Regions from separate parts of the Homo sapiens genome. Here region 2 is linked to region 1. Evidence: chromatin loops called from intact Hi-C (ENCODE). Cell type or tissue: PC-3. All regions are shown on one strand. Each heading gives the region's core, and the rest is flanking DNA. Links, peaks and the distances in the headings are about the cores only.

Evidence for each region. Peaks named below come from ENCODE experiments on the same cell type or tissue, not always from the same donor. Only the 100,000 strongest peaks of a DNase experiment are listed, where the experiment ranks them.
Region 2: a loop joins it to region 1, with 2.3 times the contacts of the local background. A loop is called at or near these places in 2 of 110 quality-filtered maps.

Annotation. Positions count from the first base shown.
Region 1 is chr1:53,729,178-53,738,352 of GRCh38, reverse strand. GLIS1 (GLIS family zinc finger 1) reads left to right here. Exons shown (of 11, transcript NM_001367484.1): 2 at 247-547. The coding sequence starts at 289. Among named protein-coding and RNA genes, the nearest start is that of GLIS1, 5.4 kb to the left of the region's middle. In PC-3, for the core only: a CTCF peak has its summit at 3,795 (motif pointing right); DNase peaks (open chromatin) are centred at 3,212, 4,132 and 5,152; H3K4me3 peaks cover 3,259 bases; H3K27ac peaks cover 6,175 bases.
Region 2 is chr1:53,588,002-53,597,176 of GRCh38, reverse strand. It overlaps GLIS1 (GLIS family zinc finger 1), which reads left to right. Exons shown (of 11, transcript NM_001367484.1): 4 at 2,187-3,069. Among named protein-coding and RNA genes, the nearest start is that of DMRTB1, 130 kb to the right of the region's middle. In PC-3, for the core only: a CTCF peak has its summit at 4,256; a DNase peak (open chromatin) is centred at 4,336.

The DNA of each region.
Region 1 (9,175 bases), core at 1-8,000:
ATGCGCCGCGGCGCGGGGGCCTGGGGTCCTCCCCACACCAGGGAAGGGCGAACCGCTCCTGAGCGAGGGGGCTTTTGCGTGGAATCAGGTGGGTTTGACCTCTGATTGGGCTAGGTGTCGTGGTGCTAACCTATGTTAAAGACGCGCAATCCACCGAAGGGGCAGTGACCTGCTCAAACTCGGCCCCGGGACAATACGGGGGCCGCTTTCCGCATTCTAACTGGCTGTGCTGTCTCCCCTCCCCAGGAGCCCGGCGCGACCCCCAGCCGTGCGCCCCGCCCCGGCGCCATGCATTGCGAGGTGGCTGAGGCACACTCGGACAAGAGGCCTAAGGAGGCCCCTGGTGCGCCCGGCCCCGACCGCGGCCCCGCCAGCCTCGGCGCGCACATGGCCTTCAGGGTCACCGTGAGTGGCGGCGGCTGCGGGGACAGGGGCCCGCGGGACCTGCTAGCCCGGCCGCCTGCGCCGCCACCGCGCGCCCACGACCTCCTCCGGCCCCGCAGTCCCCGAGACTACGGTCCATCCAAGGCCGCCGCCGCCGGGAAGGGTGAGTTCGGCCCTGCCAACGTGCCTGGCGGCTCCTGTGGAGATTCGGGCTGCCCGGCGTCGCCACCGCGTGCTCGGGAGAGCTTGGTGGAACTTTCTTCGGAGTTCCTCAGTTTCTCTCTTATTGTTTGGGACTAGCTTGTCAGTGTGAAAGTATGCCTGCTTTGCGAAGCATCTAATTTAAATTCAATTAGCCCCGTTTGGGGAAATGTGTTTATAGAAAGCTCTCAGCTTACATAATTTTGCTTCTGTGTGTTTCTGATAAAGCTTGCATAGAAACTTGTCAAAATTTTATTATACATGAGGGCGAATAGCAACGCATATATTGGTATCTGTTTCTGAGCAGCTCAAGGCATAGTTTGAAGTATTTCAATCTCCTCAGCTGACAAAACCCAGAGGCCTTTAGCAAGACCCCTCTCCTTTTGGGACCTCAGTTTCCCCATCTGTCAAGTGAGGAATTAATTAAACCAGATGATTTCTGGATTCCTGATGGAAAATTTTCTGCATCAGCAATCCAGCCTAGTCACGTCCTAACTTAAACATGGCTTTTCTGTACTTGGTGCTTCGGCAGCCTAGTCTTGGGTCACAAGCTCCTTGGCAAGTCCCTTCGTCCCCCAGTGAAGCTGGCCACGGGAAGGTGGGGGTCCCAGTATGGCTTATGGGCTCAAAGTCGGAGATGGTGCTGGGATTTTCAGGAACATGCTCTTCTCATCACAGTTAATTATTATTGAGTCATTATTTATGAGTTTCGTGCTGACAGATAATTAACCAGGAATTGGAGAAATTGTTAAGATGCTGTGTCCTCGTCCTCCCCCCTTTTTTTTTCCCTTAGGGGAAACCAAGGCTTTGGGGTTTGACTATATCTGCATTTGGAACCTCTTGGTTCTCATTCCAGATGATTCTCAAGGAAGACAAAAACAGTTTGGGTTTTACGGTTATAGGCATCACTTCCTAGCATCAGCCTCACAACTCGGAAGGGGTAGGCAGCCTACTTTTAGAGTTGAGAGCTCCTTGTGGATCAAAAACACCCAACTCCCTGGTTCAGGGATTAGTAAAATGAAATAAACATAAGTAGTTTTTTTCTTTTTTGAAGAAAACACTTGACTTTGTAAGAGAGAACTACTTCTCATCTCCTTGTTTTAGATGCCAGCCTCTTTTTCAAGGGATAGAGATAATATTTTAGAAGGACAGATACAGTGGGGAGGGGCGGGAAATGCCTGCTGAGTGTTATTGCTGGAATACACACATATGAGGTCTCTTTTACCAGAGAGGAGCGCTGCGCAGCGAGACATGAGTAATGTTTGCTGCCGGGAGCTCCCTGGCTTGCCCCGCTCCATACACAATCCTCCCTTAAATAGATACCCTCCTGCAACGTTCTGTGTTTAAAAAAATCATGGCTGTCCTCTGAAGATCGAGTTCTCTGCAGACCTAGCAAACAGCTCTCCCGAACATAATCTTTGTTCCACGCTATGGTGAGACCTTTCACCTGGGGGCTTTGTGTACGATCTTCCTACTTCCATTCCCCCTAACCCCAGTTATTTTTACGCACGCCCCCAAACATGTCCAAAATAAAAGATCTTTAAGTCAGGATTCCATTTGGAAAGGGCAGAGGAGAATAAAGGGATGGGAGGAAGAGCCTCTTTCTTTGTACCTTAAGCTGGTCTCTCTGGTGAAGCTTTTTTCCAAGAGGTTTCACAACTTTTCTTCATAGCCTCCCAGTGAGGCTGTTGTGGTGGGATGTATCCCACTCATTTGAAGGGTGAGGAAACTGAGGCCTGAAGGTGGGAAAGTGTTTGGTATGTGTAGGGCAGTGGTTAGGGAAGCCACAGCTCTGGCCTAACCTGGCCTAGGGAGAAAGGGAAGGCTCAGGGTCCTGGGCTTGGAGAGGTTTCCCTGCTGGCCTCTGTGTTGCTATAGGCAAGCTTTTCCTCACAGTGCAGTCACCAAGTGGCCCGAGACAAACCCAGCTTTCCCCCAGTTCTTCAGCGTCCTTAAAAATGCTGCGAGGAAACGGCACCTTCTTACTGCCCCTACTCCCACCGAAATAGTCCCAGACCATGTAACCCTTTGAATATTTGGTGTCTAGCTCCAAGTTCTCAGGCTTATTGGAAACAGACAGAAATACCAATTGAAAAATATGTATTGACTGTGCTGGGAATTGTGAGACCCCACCATCTATGATCTGTGGCACTTGGGGGAATCGATTTTACTCTTCTGAGCCTTTGGTTCCTTCGTTTGTAAATTTACCCTGAGACTTAATTCGCAAGACTGATGAGATCATTAGTGATAAAGAATGTGCAAGGGCCACCTCAGTGCCTGGTTATTTTTAGGATTACTACTGTAACCTGTTTCACATTCTCAACCTCTGGGTTTTCATTTGCGTGAGAGGTAATGGTGCCTACCTTGCAGGGTAAATAAAACAAGAGTTGTAAGAATGCCTTATAAGCTAAAAAGGTAGAAGGAGGCACTTTTATTAATTCGTGCAGGGCCCATGCAAGGGTCAGTGACACTTGAGATAAAGGGGACAGAGTGAGAAGGAAGCAAGGTTACATTTTTAAAATGCTGAATGTGAAGGGTGCTAACTGTGGTGTGCTAGCCAGGGGAGGCTGAGAGGTGCCAAGCTTCAGGTCTTTTGTGGCCACAGCTGCCCAGTGACCGGAGAGAAGACAGTATGGCTCAGCCTGGGGTCAGGTTTCAGATGCTCTGCCGCCTGCCTCAGACAGTCCCTAAGCAGAGGAAGAGAGTGGGTTCTTGAACCTAGTAGTTTATCCATAAATGTCTGGGGCCTGTGTATTTGATCTGGAATCGGGAGGCACTGGGATGGTGTGATGTCATGGACTAACATTGTCATCATTTACAATAAGAATCATGATCTGTTTATGGCAGAGTCCCGTTTATCCAGATTCCAAACAGCTGGAAAAGCCAAATTGCCAGATGCTGCATTTTTCTTTCCTATTATTAAACACCCGACACTCTGCTTTTATAAGTCCTGACAAGGAAAGAAGGTAAACATCTGGGCTTTATGCAGGCGGACAGCTTTGTGGTGATGGCCTGATGACGCTTGTTCTCTGTGCACGGTGCTTTACAGTGTTCAGAGCGTGTTCCCACACATCCTCTTGTCTGCCCTCACGCCAGCTGGGCTCTGCCTGCCTTGGGGGCTCTTGTGAGGGAGCAGATGTAGAAGTCTGTAAAGTGCTGGGCAGATACTGGCTGTTATTAATGTGATTCCCATTTTATAGATGCAGACATTAAGGTTCAGGGATTTGCTCAAAGCTGCAGACAGTAGGTGGCAGTTTCCAGGCTTCCAGCTGCAAATATTTGATTCTGGTTCCACAACTTGTACCTTCTACATGTGTGTGTTGGCGGCCGAGAGCTGGCATTCACACGAAGGCCTTCTGAACGTTCCCAGAGAATTTAAAAATGTCTTTTGCTTTTGGTATTTCTACTGTCTCACATCTTTGGGAATTGGTAACTAGTATCTATGCCATAGTTAGAAAACTTTATAGTTTACCACATGATTCCATTTGTCCAGAGTTGCTGTTCCCACACCAAACCAGATAATGAGGTCACTATTTAATTTACAGTGACTCACTGGGCCCTTTCACTGTGTACTGAGACTGGATGCATCCTTGCAATAAAAAAGAGGTTGATCACGACAAATGTGAACCCCGCCGTTATAAAAACAGCCATCATGGCTGTAAATGCCAAAAAGCAGTCAGTCTTGTAACTTGAAAAAAAAAAAAAAGGAATTGTAGATTGTGCGCATGGACTCGGAGTGGGGGCGGTGGACAGTAAGTCATGATGTTTTGGTGGTACCACCTGGTTGAATTTCTTCATCTGAATAAGAAGCTCCTGTGATGTTCTGGGGAGGCCTTGGAAGGCTAGCGCATCCCTCATAGAAAGGTATGAGTGACTTTTAAAGCATTTCTCCCCTCCGGCTCCGGTGGGCAATTTGCTTGCATTTCATCCATTTTAAAGTGCTGGTCCTGCGATCCGGAAATAATCAGATCCAAATTTTTTCAGTGCATGAAGTTTCAAATAAGGGGGAGAAAAACCTGCTGGCCAAATGTCAGGCTCAGTGAGACAAAGAGAAACAAGTATGTGTGTGGGTAAAAAATGAGATAGGAACATGTTGCGTCTACAGTCATAAGAGTTATGTATCCGACAAATCTTTTATAGACATGTAGCGGAAATATAATTCCCAAAGATTCCCTAAGAATCTCGGGCGGCTAGAATTCCTCTTCCCTTCCTGCCTCTCAAGCTTTCTAGAAGCTAGGACTCTGTGGGCAAAATGGCAAGGGGACCATCACGTGAGATCGTAATTTAATTTAGGCTTAGTTGTTTCTGAGTAGTTTACCTGTAGCGTGCTTAGCTGGACTGAGGTCTGCAGAGCTTCAGAGCTGTGGAATCACATCGATAGTCTATGTTGCTCCATCTGTGATTTAAAAATGTAAATTTCTTTATATGCTATGATTTTTCTTCATCCTTCTTTTTCTGAAAAACAAAAAACAAAAAACAAAATGAACCTCATCTCAGAGTTACTCATCTCCCTGCGTTTCATTTGCGTGAGAAGCTTAGTGAGCCAGCACACTTATTTTTACAGTGCGTTAAAATCCCATTACAGGCATAAGTGCACAATGAATCACTTAAAAAAATATATTCTTATGTTCTTTGTTCTGAATGTTGCATAATTATCATCATTTTCTTCGGTTTTACTTTGTGGAGTTTGGCCAGTATCCTGGAAGAGGGGAGAAACTAAAGTTTGGGACAGGGTTTTCAATCTGTTTTGGATAGGATTAGGGGAAAAAATAACAAACAAATAAACTTTATTGGGAAGTCGACCAGTGACTATCGCTGAGGATAATTTCCCTTCCTTCTCTCAATTGTCTTGGAAAAGAATTCTGTTTTCAACACGATGTGGTAGTATTTCAGCAACCTCACCTTACATATACGGTTATATTCAAAGTTAAATTATAATGTGTGGTTTGTTATTTTTTTTTTTTTAATATAGATTTCCGTTGCAATTATTTTGGACCTAGAGAATTGTGTGGTTTCTTTTGGTGGGGGGTAGTTTATTTTTATATTTAAAGAAACAAAGACATTCAGTTCAAGGGGGAGAAGAAATGAAACAAAGTTTGCAGTGGGCTTTGAAAACTTGGACTGCATTATGCAAAAAGCACAGCTGTAATACCAGGGCCAGGAAAAAAGACCAAACTCCTGAAATATTTGTGCTGCTCGCCTTCACTGTGCTAATGATTCTAGCAGTTTAAAAACGGACTTCTTGTTTATCAGCAGCCACTGCCCAAATTAATAGTTTACAATGAAAAAAAAAAAAAAGCTTTCAGCATTGGAAGCAAAGTCCAGGGACTGACAGCTGAGTTACTGAGTAAGGAAAGCAGAAAAGAGGGGGAAAAGTAGTTTTGTGGCTACTTTGGTCTCCCAAAGCCATATTTATAAGAAACTGAAAGAAAGCCGAAGGCTGGGCTGGGTAGGGGTGGAGAGAATACAACCCTAACCCAGTGGTCTCAGAGTTGAAAGTCACTTAAAGCATGTTTTCTTCTTTTGCCCTTTTTCCCCCTTAAACTCCAAAGGATTATTCCTTCAGTAGGTTTCCGGTGGATCGAGGCGGATCGTGTTAGCATTACGAGCTGTGTTTTTAAAGTTAGCATTTGAGTCAGATGCGCTGAGAAGAGACCTTTAGTCTGTTAACTGAATAACGCATTTCCTGGATGGCCTGAATTTATTTGGTGGTTATGGTTGGGCCTGCCTGGAGCTAACACATGAGCCATTGTGTAGCATCTTTGCAAGTGGGCCGTGCCCTGTGCTTTGAGCCTTGGTTTTCCCATCTGTAAAATGGAGAGCAGTTCAGTTGGATGATCCATAGTCCCTGCCTGCTGATACTCCAGGATTCCACACTGACTGGGCTGGGAAGGTTTGGAAGGATCTGGGGTGTAGGAAGAGGCCACTTTTGTCTCAGACCAGGTTATACACTGGAACTCTTGACTGCTAAAGATGAACACAGAAAGAATGGGGAAGAGGGAGGTCAACTAACCTTTAGTGAGCGGCTGTTCTGTGCCAGGTGAGATGCTTTAGAGACGTGATCACATTTAATTATGCCCAGCAGCCCTAGGAAGAAAGGAGGCACTGTTCTAATTTTAAAGATGGGGGGACTGAGGCTTGGAAAGGCAAAGTGATTTGTCCAAGGTTGTGCATGTAGTAAGCAACAGAGCCTGGAATTTGAACCCAGGTCTGTCTGACAGCAGAGCCAGTACTTTCCTCTGAAAATACACCACTCTCCAGGACCAGCTTCTTAAACCCAGGCGGCTGGGAAGGAGAGGATGCGGCTCTAGAGAGCTGCGCGCCCCCAAGGAAGCCCAAAGGAAGGCAGCAGGAGGCTGCAGGGGGCCCAGACAGCCACATCCCAGAGCACCCCTTTCTCAGTCTCAGCCAACAGGCTGAGGTGCGACTTACAGGGGATACTCTGCCTCCGTAGGGCACTGCTCCTCTCCCCCTGCAGAACTAGGGAAAGGAGAATGTTCCCAGTGACTCAGGATCCTCAGGAATCTGGGGTCTGGAAAAAGACTCTCTGAGGCCATGGAGGGGGCCCCTAGGAGGGACCGCTTCTCAGAAGCAGTGGCAACTCCCGTCCTGACTGGTTATTGCAGGTAGTAGTCCCTGTCTGAGTCTTTCTTGCCATATGGGGAGATTCCTTGCCAAGGCCCCGGTCGTAGTCTCCCCTCTATGGCTTTCAAAGACATCTGTTGGACGAGAATTCCTCAAGATCCCCACCATGCCTGGTTATAGAATACGTGCTTCCCCAAGCATGTTGGCTCAGGGATCTATTAAACAATTATTTCTTGTTAAACACTTGGTGGGATGAAGTAGGGCTTGGGAGGGAGAACAGGCTGGGGATCAGAGTGAACTTGAGAGTTTGCTTGTGAGAAATGGGTCTTTTGTGTCAAATGATGAATGAGCTAGATGACCCCCCCTATGGAAGGTAAAGGTCCCACGGCTGGTTGCATCTGTGGCCTTGCACGTGCATTCATGAGAATGTGTACATTCTCAGGGAGTCATACTGATTCTGAAGATGGACTTGCAGGAGCCGTTCTGGTCCGAGGTGTTTTTGCCTTCCTACGTGCCGCTGTGTCTGAAGGGGAGTGAATGAAGTACAAGGGATGGCCCTGCCTGCCGTACAGCCCAGCCTGTTCCTATTTGTGTCTTTTTAGCAACCAGATTACTCTTTTAGATGTTACCTTTGTTTTTAAATAACAGGTTTGCTAGAAATCAGGCTTTAGCAAGAAACCAGGGAGTACTATAAACCTGACTTGAAAAATACAGATCCCATTTGCTGTTTTAAGCTCTCCGGAGGACTGGAGATTGGGTTTATTTTGGAACGCTGCTGGACTATATGAATTACTTCTCAGAGGGTTGGGTATTTAATACCTAGTAGAAGTTTGTGTAAGAGTTGATGATGTATTTTGCCAACTTTCCAACCCTGTAAATAAATTACACGTGCCGGCAGAGGTTGCCAGGATCCACTGTGTCAGTTGGAGCTTAATTTTTATCCTAAACCACCGAATACTTTTGTCCTAGCAAGCAGAGAAAGTTACGGAGTTTTTTGCTTGTCACTGGGCCCATCCCAAGACGACGGTTTAAAGAGCCTGAGAATAGGCCTCCGCGGAGTCACTGATTTTGACACCGTTTTCGGTGGTTAAGTAGCTTCAGCAGTCTCAAGTCCAACCCTCAAGGCAGAGAATGATAATATAATTTTAAGCATATCGTAAAAATGAAACTCAATCACTTCCACTCCCCAAACCTGTCTCACTCCCCATCTCTCTGGAGAAAACGGCTGTAATTGTGTGTTTAATCTCAAGACTGCCTTTGCATTTTATCTTATTTGAGTGCAAAGCCCAGGTAATATCGTGGCATTTCCAGCGCGAAACAAAATAGGGTTTCTAATTTGGAGACACTATTAAATATTTCATGCTTCAACCAAACTCAATTCTTTTTTCCTATAATAAGTTTAAATATTAATTCTCTGGAATGTCAGATGCCTAAAGCAAAGCATTTAGTGATCTGCAGTTTCAAGTATCTCGAAGAAGGTTTATGAAACAGGATATTTCACTGGGAGGGATGAGTAGTGTGCTTCAGAGATATGTGAATTCAAGGCATCGTCTTCTGATTTATTTTTTAAAGGGAAAAGGTCATAAAATAAGTTGCTTTATGTGCTGATGGATTAAGTGGCTTAGGCTGAAATAACAGCAGGAACTTTACTATTTTTCCCTGTTTTAACAATGCTTTTTGGGGGAGGGGGGTGGGTCTTTTTCCCGCCTGCTTGTCTCCTCCCTCCGTACCCCCCGTCAACCCCAGCCAGATGGCTTTAATTCTAACCAAATCCCACGCTGAGGCCAAATGATTGATCAAACAGTCATTTGTACTTACGGAGCGCTCTTTGTGAGAATATCTCTGTGCTAGGGCTTCTCGTTGAGGCAGGCTCTTCTTTGGGCCTTCAAACGGATGATTTCAAACAGATCGAGCGGCTTGGTGAGGAGGGGTCCGCGGGTGGATGCGGAGCAAAAATCCCAGACCTCAAGTCCGTAGAACTTCTCGCTTAAAACCTCTGTGTTAC
Region 2 (9,175 bases), core at 1,176-9,175, 140 kb after region 1:
AGTAGAGACAGGGTTTCACCAGGCCAAGCACTTTTTATGCATTAATGCTCTCAACCCCCAACTGCCGTTGAGTGGGGAAACTGAGGCTAGAGAGGCTACATAACTAGTTCTGTTCACCAGAACTCTACCTACCCCTCAGCAGAATGTAAATGTTCTCTCAGGGGACTGGTCCACAGACTCCCCTATTGGAAGGGGAGCTGCCCAAGGTCAGGGACCTGGTCTTCCCACTTCTTCAGCATCACCCAGCACAGAGTGAAAAGCATGTTGAGTGAAATCACTGACTTTCCATTCAGACTGCAGTTCCTGAGCCCTCAGAGACATGCGATCTGAGATCCCTGCCTCTCCCCTGAGTCTCTGCTGGAGAAACACTGATTATCCCCATCTCAGCAGCTCCCTTCCAGGGAGCCCTGTCCCTTCCCCTCCCCTCCTGTACCTCATGACTGGAGCTCGGGCTGCTCCAGTTGCAGGGAGCCAGAGATGGAGGGGCTGGAGCTGCAAGGCCATCTTGGGAAACTGAGGGACAGGTGATGACCCCACAGCTCTGGCTGCAGAGAGCCCCAAGACAGTGGTGGTGAATGGCGATAAGAGCTCCCCTCACCCTGCCATCCCCTTCGCAGAGGGCTGTCACGGGGCCATCTCACTCGATCTGGCAGCCATCCTCTGAGGTAGAGAGACTTAGCCCTCATTTTACAGGCAAGGAAACTGAGGTTCAGATGGGATGAGGTGGCGTGGGGTGTCCTAGCCAGACTTCAGGCATAGCACCAGGCTCCCTGTTCTGCCTAGCCAGCCAGGGGGGTGTCCTAACTCTCAGCCCTGCCTCACTTTCCTGACCTTTCCCCTTTTCAGAGTGCTCTGGTGACAGGTAGGCCCTTCCGTCTCTCTCTGCACCTTACCTGGTCCCCCCACTCAGAATGGTGGAAGCTTCAGTGCAGGAATCCCCTTGTGTTATTTAAGCCTGGCCTCCTGCGCAGTGGTGGAGGGAATGTTCCACATGTGGGAGAGGCCCTCTGGGCACCTGTGTACCACCTATGTGGTGAAGACAGCCACCTGGCAAACCCCAGCTGTGCCCACATACACCACCCTCGCTCTCATGGGGAGGATCCTCCTGATGTCCCAGAGGAGGAGAGAGACCCAGGATGGCAAAGGACCTTGCCCACGTTTGCACGGCTGGATGTGGCTGAGCCTGATCTCAAACCCACGTGCTCCCATGGGCTGCCCTGCCTGGCCTGCCCCATGGCTTTTCCCCAAAATCGCAGTTTCATGCAGTCACATTGTGAGGGCCTGAAACCCTGGGACCCCTCAGAAGCTTTTCCTCAGTTCCTCCTGAGACACCCCCACCAGGACTGCACTTCAGACTCCCCCATGCACTGACATTAACAGTGGAAAGGCCAGGCTGCTTGGGGCGAAGTGTCATACAATTAGCATTTGTAGAAGTTAAGCTAGATTACAAAAATTAAGAAAGATTTAAAGGACATGTAAGTGGAATTTAATATACCCTGGACCTGGGTGTTCCTCAAAATGCCAGCCTCAGCCTTCTTCCTGGAGAACTCACTAGAAGGCCACGGAGAGGGAGCAGGGCAGCCCCCTGGGAAGCAGGATGGCGTGGCATCCAGGGCTGGGTGGGGGTGCTGAGCTTTGGTAAAACGATGCAAGGTCCTCCTTCCTGGTGTTCTCACCACATTCACCCTGGAGTGCATGTTATGACCTTGGCTCCCTGCAGCCTCAACCTCCTGGGCTCAAGCAATCCTCCTACCTCAGCCTCCCGAGTAGCTGGGACTACAGGTGCACACCACCACACCTGGCTAATTTGTAAATTTTTTTGTAGAGATGGAGTCTCACTATGTAGCCCAAGCTGGTCGTGAACACTCCTGGACTCAAGCAGTCCTCTTGCCTTGCCTTCCCAAAGTGCTGGGATTATAGGCATGAGCCATTGTGCCTGGCCTCCTGCCTCTTCTTTCCCTCCCCAGCCCTTCTCTTCCTCTCTCTCCCCATTTTCCTTTACACTCTGCTTGTTTTCCAGACAACCAGTCTGTAGGTGCTCTTTCTCTGCCTCTAGCCCTCAGCCTCTGCCTCCTGCCCTGGGCTTGTCCATCCCTTGATCCTCAGCTTCCCTGTCTGCCCCCACCTGAGCCTTCCCTCTGTGGCGAGCCCAGCCTCTCATGACCTCTCTGGGCACTGTCTTCCAGGTCACCTAGACCCCAGGCCACGTATGTGAACGGCAGCCTCCCAACCACACAACACATCAAACAGGAGTCCTTGCCCGACTACCAAGCCATGGCAGAGGCCCGCACATCCCTGTCTGCCCACTGTCGGGGCCCGCTGGCCACTGGCCTGCACCCAGACCTGGACCTCCCGGGCCGAAGCCTCGCCACCCCTGCGCCTTCCTGCTACCTTCTGGGCAGCGAACCCAGCTCTGGCCTGGGCCTCCAGCCCGAGACCCACCTCCCCGAGGGCAGCCTGAAGCGGTGCTGCGTCTTGGGCCTACCCCCCACCTCCCCAGCCTCCTCCTCACCCTGTGCCTCCTCCGACGTCACCTCCATCATCCGCTCCTCCCAGACGTCTCTGGTCACCTGTGTAAATGGACTCCGGAGCCCCCCTCTGACGGGAGATCTGGGGGGCCCTTCCAAGCGGGCCCGGCCTGGCCCTGCATCGACGGACAGCCATGAGGGCAGCTTGCAACTTGAAGCCTGCCGGAAGGCGAGCTTCCTGAAGCAGGAACCCGCGGATGAGTTTTCAGAGCTCTTTGGGCCTCACCAGCAGGGCCTGCCGCCCCCCTATCCCCTGTCTCAGTTGCCGCCTGGCCCAAGCCTTGGAGGCCTGGGGCTGGGCCTGGCAGGCAGGGTGGTGGCCGGGCGGCAGGCGTGCCGCTGGGTGGACTGCTGTGCAGCCTATGAGCAGCAGGAGGAGCTGGTGCGGCACATCGAGAAGAGCCACATCGACCAGCGCAAGGGCGAGGACTTCACCTGCTTCTGGGCTGGCTGCGTGCGCCGCTACAAGCCCTTCAACGCCCGCTACAAGCTGCTCATCCACATGCGAGTGCACTCGGGCGAGAAGCCCAACAAGTGCATGGTGAGTTCCCACCGGCCGCCAGGCCTCACCCCAGCCCCTCTGGCAGAGCAGCACTCACCCCAGTGCCCCAGGAGAGGCCGCCTGGGACTCCGTCCTCTGGGCTGGCTGAGATCCCTGTGGTTGAGGAGGAAAGGACCCATGCTGTGGATGTGGCCCCTGGTCAAGACGGTCAGTGCCCCTGTCACTGGGAACCGTGGCAGAGGGGCCCTCATACTCACTAGGTGCCCAGTCCCCCACCCTGAGGCATTAGATATATCTTAGCACGCCACAGGGCCCGGGGCTGTGTGCACATGCGATTGGAAAAACAGGCGTGGCCAGCCTCTTCTTTCATGTGTTTGTGCTCCATGTCCCATCTGCTGGTGGCCAAATGAGATGTGGAGAACATACTCTCCTCCAGCGCTGGGCCCTCACCACCACCCATCCCAGTGAGGTTCCCTGGGCCTTCTAGTGCTGCCTACAGCCTTGGCTTCCACCAAGGAACAGTGGGGCCTAACAGGCACCCGGCTCGAGAGCTGCAGGTCCCCAGGGCAGGGTTTGGGCTGGGGCCCAGGGTTACTAGCTAAGGCCCTGGGTAGTACCAGTAGCGTTCTTCCTGGAGTTGAGACAGGTTTCTGGCACTAGCATTATGTGTACATGCGCACGTGCACACACACATGCATGCACGCGTGCACACACACGCGCATATTAACTGTGAGTACTCAGGCCTCCAGCCCTTGTGATGGATCATTTCTGTGACAGGTCATTTCTGCCCCGTCTGTGGGGAATACTGTATCAGAGGCTAGGAGCACTCCCTGATACACTCAGCCTAACTGCTGTGCTACCTCCGAGGCACAGCCAGCCCACTAGGAGAGGTGCCTGCCCAGAAACGGCAGAGCTGGACCTCAGGGTGTGCTTGGTGTTGAGAAGCATGGGCCACCAGGGCCACTGCCCAGCCCGCCCAGCCATCAGGACAGCAGCATGGCTGGTGTGCTGGGGCTGGTGCCATAGCTAAAGTCAAGCTGTTTCACACTTGGACTTGTGCAAGTGTCAAACACTGTCATTGGACACCCACTCATGGAGCACTTGGTCTGGGAAGGGGCATAGTGTCCCCATTCAGAGCCCAGGGTGACATTGTAGGGGCCAGGAAGGAGGCAGGACACATTGGCAATCAGCAGCATAAACTCCGTCCTCCTGGGGCAAGGTGCTTGCCCTTGGGCCCCACCTACCTGTGGAGCTGGGAGCTGGGCGTCGGACAGGATCTGCTTCTGCAGCTTCAGGAGGCTGGGTCTTGAAGGAGGAGAAAGAGTTTGCTTTGTAAACAAGTGAGCAGCAGTGAATGGCCTGTGCCAAGGGGAGGCAGGAGGAGGGAGCTTGTGGTTAGCATTCTGGTGTGTGGAGCAGTGGTGGGGAGAGTGCATTGGACAGGCTGAGACTTTGACTTTATCTTGTGCCTTTGGGCTGAGAGGATGCTGGAAGGAGGCCTGGTGGCTGGGCCAGCCCCTGGCGATGCTCTGGCTTGTTTGGGGTCCTGTGACACATGCCCCTGCCTAGGAGTTGACCAATAGACAGCGCGCAGGCCAGGCCAGGGCTGCTGGGAGACAGCTGGGCCCCCATATCTCCCCGAGACCCTGGAGCTGACAGCTGCTGAGCCACAGTTCTCCTTCACATATTCTCTTTTATGGGTGAGTCTGTGGGTGCCTGTGGGGGCCGAGGTGGAGGCTCTGTGACCCGAAGGAACCTTGACAAGACTCCACAGGACACTGGCTTACACCTGGCTTCTGCCTGTGGTTAGTGGTCTTCTCACAGTGGGGCCTCTGTGTGGAATCACGGCATCCAGAAGAGTATCTGTGTTGGAAATTTGGGAAGTCAGAGAGGATCTAGCCCTTCCCCGCCCACTTTCTAGCTTGGGAAACAGGGCCCAGCGAGGGGTCAGAGGGGCCTGGGTTACTCAGTGCAGACTCAGGGTCTCTCTCTCTGCGGCCAGGCTGCCAGGATCTCACTTGATTCCACAGACTTCACAGGACACTGGCTTACACTGGCTGAGGCCTGGTTCTGGGGACCCAGACCTGGACCTCCCATGGCCCTTGCCCTGGGGACACTCATGCTCAGAGATGGGTGGGAGATGAGTGGCAGGTCCTGGGATGGAGTTTGCATAGTCCCAGGGAGGGAAGGCCCAGAAGGGCTTCATGGAGGAGGTGATATCAAGCTGTGTCTACACTCACCTATCAGTATTGTTTAATCCTTACAAGTCCTGTAAAACCAAGGGTTTTTACAAATGAAGAAACAAAGGTTGGGTGGGGTCTGGCTGGCCTTCCACTTGCTCCCATGAGAACACTTGGTCTTGCCTCTTCCAGGGTTTAGGATTGTGGTGATGATAATACCAGCAAGCAGCTTCCAAGTACAGACTGTGTGCAGGTGCTATTCTAAGTGACAACTCCACCTGGTCCTCAACACAATGCTGTGGGGTAGATACTGTGAACCCCCATTTTACAGATGAGGAAACTGAGGTTCAGGAAGATTGCATAATTTGCCCCAGGTCACACAGCTAGTTGGAAACAATAACAACAGTTATAATAAGAATAGAGGCTAAGAATGATAATGGTAATAAAAATAACTTGCTAAGGGTTACACAGCTAGTAACCATTGGAATGGGACTCGAGCCTACATCTTTCCAAACTGCAATGCTCTTGTTTGTGTAGCTCTGCTAAACTGACTATTCTCTGGGCTTTAGGGCCGGCCCCACTGGGTGTCACCATCTGGAGACAGCAGCAGTGATCTGGGCTTCGGAGGCTTGTCAGAGCCTCCCCTGGCCTCCTCTTGCCTGCGGTGGGGTGGGCGTGCTCCCTCTCCTCCATGATGCTGGCACAGTGGGTAACCCAGGGGAAGGGGTGGGCCTCAACCAGCACCCAGATAAGTAAAATCTCCCTTCCCTGTAAAATTATTAATTTTTCATGACAGGCCTCTGCTACCATGCACTGTAATAGACAAAGGAATTTTGGACCCAGAGCCTCTGGAGAACAGGAAATAGATGAGACATTTTGATTGAAGAGTAAATGGCCCACTAAAATAGCAGTTAATCCTTTTATTATCTTTCCAGCAGCCGTTTCCACAGTTCTTTCATGAGGTAAGCCTCCCCCATCCCATCCCACTGGAACACTCCCATTCTCGCAGCTGGCTTACATTTAGCCAGCGGAGCCTCTGCTCCGGCACCAGGCAGGCCTCAATGTGCTGAGAGGAGCCCAGCTCCCCTCTGCCTGAGCATCTTAGTCCTTAGGCCAGGCCTGGGACTAGGGACTTGCTGGACCCCCAAGGTCAATGGCATCACCATCCCCCACCCTGCCCTCTGCACGGCCCATCCATGCTGTCCAGAGGAAGCTCCCTAATCTTTTTGCAATATCCTGTTATGTTTCTTACGTTGCCCGAGTTGTCTCAGCCTTATTAAATGTGGTGCTTCATCTGTGTTACGATAACAAGGTTACCCGTCCAACCCAAATACTGACGCGACGACTCCAAGACATTAACTTTGAACAGATTAATTTCATGCTTTCTTAGGTTGGTTCTCCCAGACGGCCGGAATTCTGATTGTCTGCGACTGCAGAAATTAGCAGACTGTAGCTTGCTTTTCTCCACATCAAGAAGGAGAGAGGCAGAGTGAAAAAGGAAAAGTCATGACAATGCCCTTCTCTACCTTGGGTTTTATAAAACAACAATAGGCATGAGAAGAGTCCCTTACTTTGGTGAAGAGTTTTACCAAAGCTGTGAGCACGGTCCGGAAGGCATGTGCAGAGGTGAAAAGCCCAGGTCTGGAGTCCCACAGACCTGGGACCCAGCCTGGTTTAGTCACTTGGCAGCTGTGTGACCTCGTGCTGGTGACTTACCCTTTCTGAACTACAGCATACTCGATTGTAAAATGGAGTAATAATAGTACTTGCCTTTTAGGGTTGTTGTGATTAGGGATAAAAGAGATGATGTAAGGGAGGGTGCTTGCTTCCCCATCACACTCCAGCATTGATCTCAGGTGATGTGTACAGTAGCCCTGGGGCTTAGGGCAGGGTTATTTACAGCTGATTTACAGATGAAGAAACTGTGGCTCAAAAGAGCCAGTCAATGGGTGGCAGAGCCTGGACTTGAGACTGTAGCAGCCTCTGCTGTCAGTAGGGTGGGAAGGGCAGTATGTGGGTGGTTGCTTTGGGCAGGGCAGGCACTCTGTCCTTGCCATTCGATATCTACCAGGGATCCCTGATTCTTTGCATCTTGTTCATTGACAGTCATTTGCAGATCACCTTCTCTGAGTCAGACAGTGTCTGCTCAGGGGGCATGGAGCTAGGCTGGGGCAGCTGGACCTGTGGCATAGGAGGCCCATGCGTGTCCTCCCAGTCCTCATGAGCTGCTGGAGTCTCGGGCCGGGTTTTCATCCTGCCCAGCTTCCTCTGGCCACTGCAGCTGCACTGGCCACTGGTCTCCATTCCTTACGCCCCTCTCCACTGTTTGCCAGTCTGTCCCAGGTGCCTCTGAATCTAGGGCCAGAGAAATCAATCTGGTTGAAAGCTGAGTATTACGGATTGGCCTTAACTAGCCAAGGAACTCAGAACACAAGCCACCTGGCTGGACCTGCCGGGAGGGCCTTGCCCTCCTAGCCTGGGCCAAACTCACGGTCATTCCCCATAATCCTGGGGCTTCTGGCTTTCCCTTTTGCCTTGCCCCAAACCTTTACCCCCCTCCGCCAGCCCCTGAGAAACAAAATCCTGGGTGCTGGGAGGGGCGGGGGAGCTAAAGGGAGTTGCTCCTTACTGAGATTCAGAGATGGTTTTATCCTGGCTCAATGCAAGCCATTCCCTATCTGTTGTTTTGACCTCCTAGCTGGGCATGGTGGTACATGCCTGTAGCCCCAGCTACGTGGGAGGCTGAGGCAGGAGGATCACTTGGGCCAGGGAGTTTGAGGCTATAGTGAGCTATGATCACACCACTGCACTCCAGCCTGGGTGACAGAGCATGACCCTGTCTCAAAAACAAAAACCTCCGAGGCCCAGAGAGGCCAAATCACTTCTCAAGATCACACAGTCTGCCAAGTGGCAGGAGGTAGATACCAACCATATCTGCTGACCTGCCCAACCAGTGTTAACTGGAGAGAGATTTGATTGGGGTTCTGGGCTCATATCCCATGGGATATCCTGAGGGAGAAGAGAATTAATATATTCTGAAACTTACCATGGCCAGCCATGAATTACCATGCCCATTTTACAGAAGAAGAAACTGTATGTTTCTGAAGTTCGCAGGCAAAATGGCTTGCTCTGTATGACCTGCCTCAGCTGCCTGGCCCATTCTAATGGGACACACCGCCTTCTACTCATCTACTTTTGCCCAACCTCTTCCTTCAGAAGAACAGTCACCTCTGTGCTTTTCAAATCACAGTGGGTGGAGTCCCTGTGCATCTGCTGCCTTCTGCCCCCTGCCCAACATCTTGAGACCAGCCCTGTGGGCTTGAGCATTTTAAGGCCAGCACACACCCCTCACCCATTGCAACATCTGAAGCTCATCCCAGGGAATTACCCAGGATCCTGAAATGGATGAGTGGCAGGTCGGCCAGTTCATCCCATCACATACAGACAGAGAACAGGGAAGACAGACCCAGAGAGGGTGGTCAGGGGCCCAGGACTGCACAACAAGTATGCATCAGTGGGCAGGGAAAGTTCCCTGAAGGGGCTGATAATCGAAAGTTGGGGAAGGTTTAGGCTGTGGGAAAGTGACCCTCCAATTAGGAAAGAATTATTCCCCTGAAACACTTGCCTTGCTTTGGTGTGCCAGGCCTCGTGCTAGGAGCTGGGGGTGCAGAGATGAAGATGTTGTGATGTGAGACTTCTGGCACTGTGGGAAGAACACTGCTTTTGAATCTTGTGATATTATTGCTGGATGATGGAGACAGGGAGGGGAGCCAGGAGCTGAGGTTTTGCAGCCTGGCTTTATAAGCTTGGCCAGGTTGATCAAGTGGGACAAGATCATTATTGAGACGCTTGTTGGGCGATTTTCAGTTTATGTAGTGCTTCCACGTGCATGATCTCAGCCCTCAAAATATTCATGGAGACTGGAATTATGATCCCCATTTTATAGATGGGGAAAGGACAGTCCA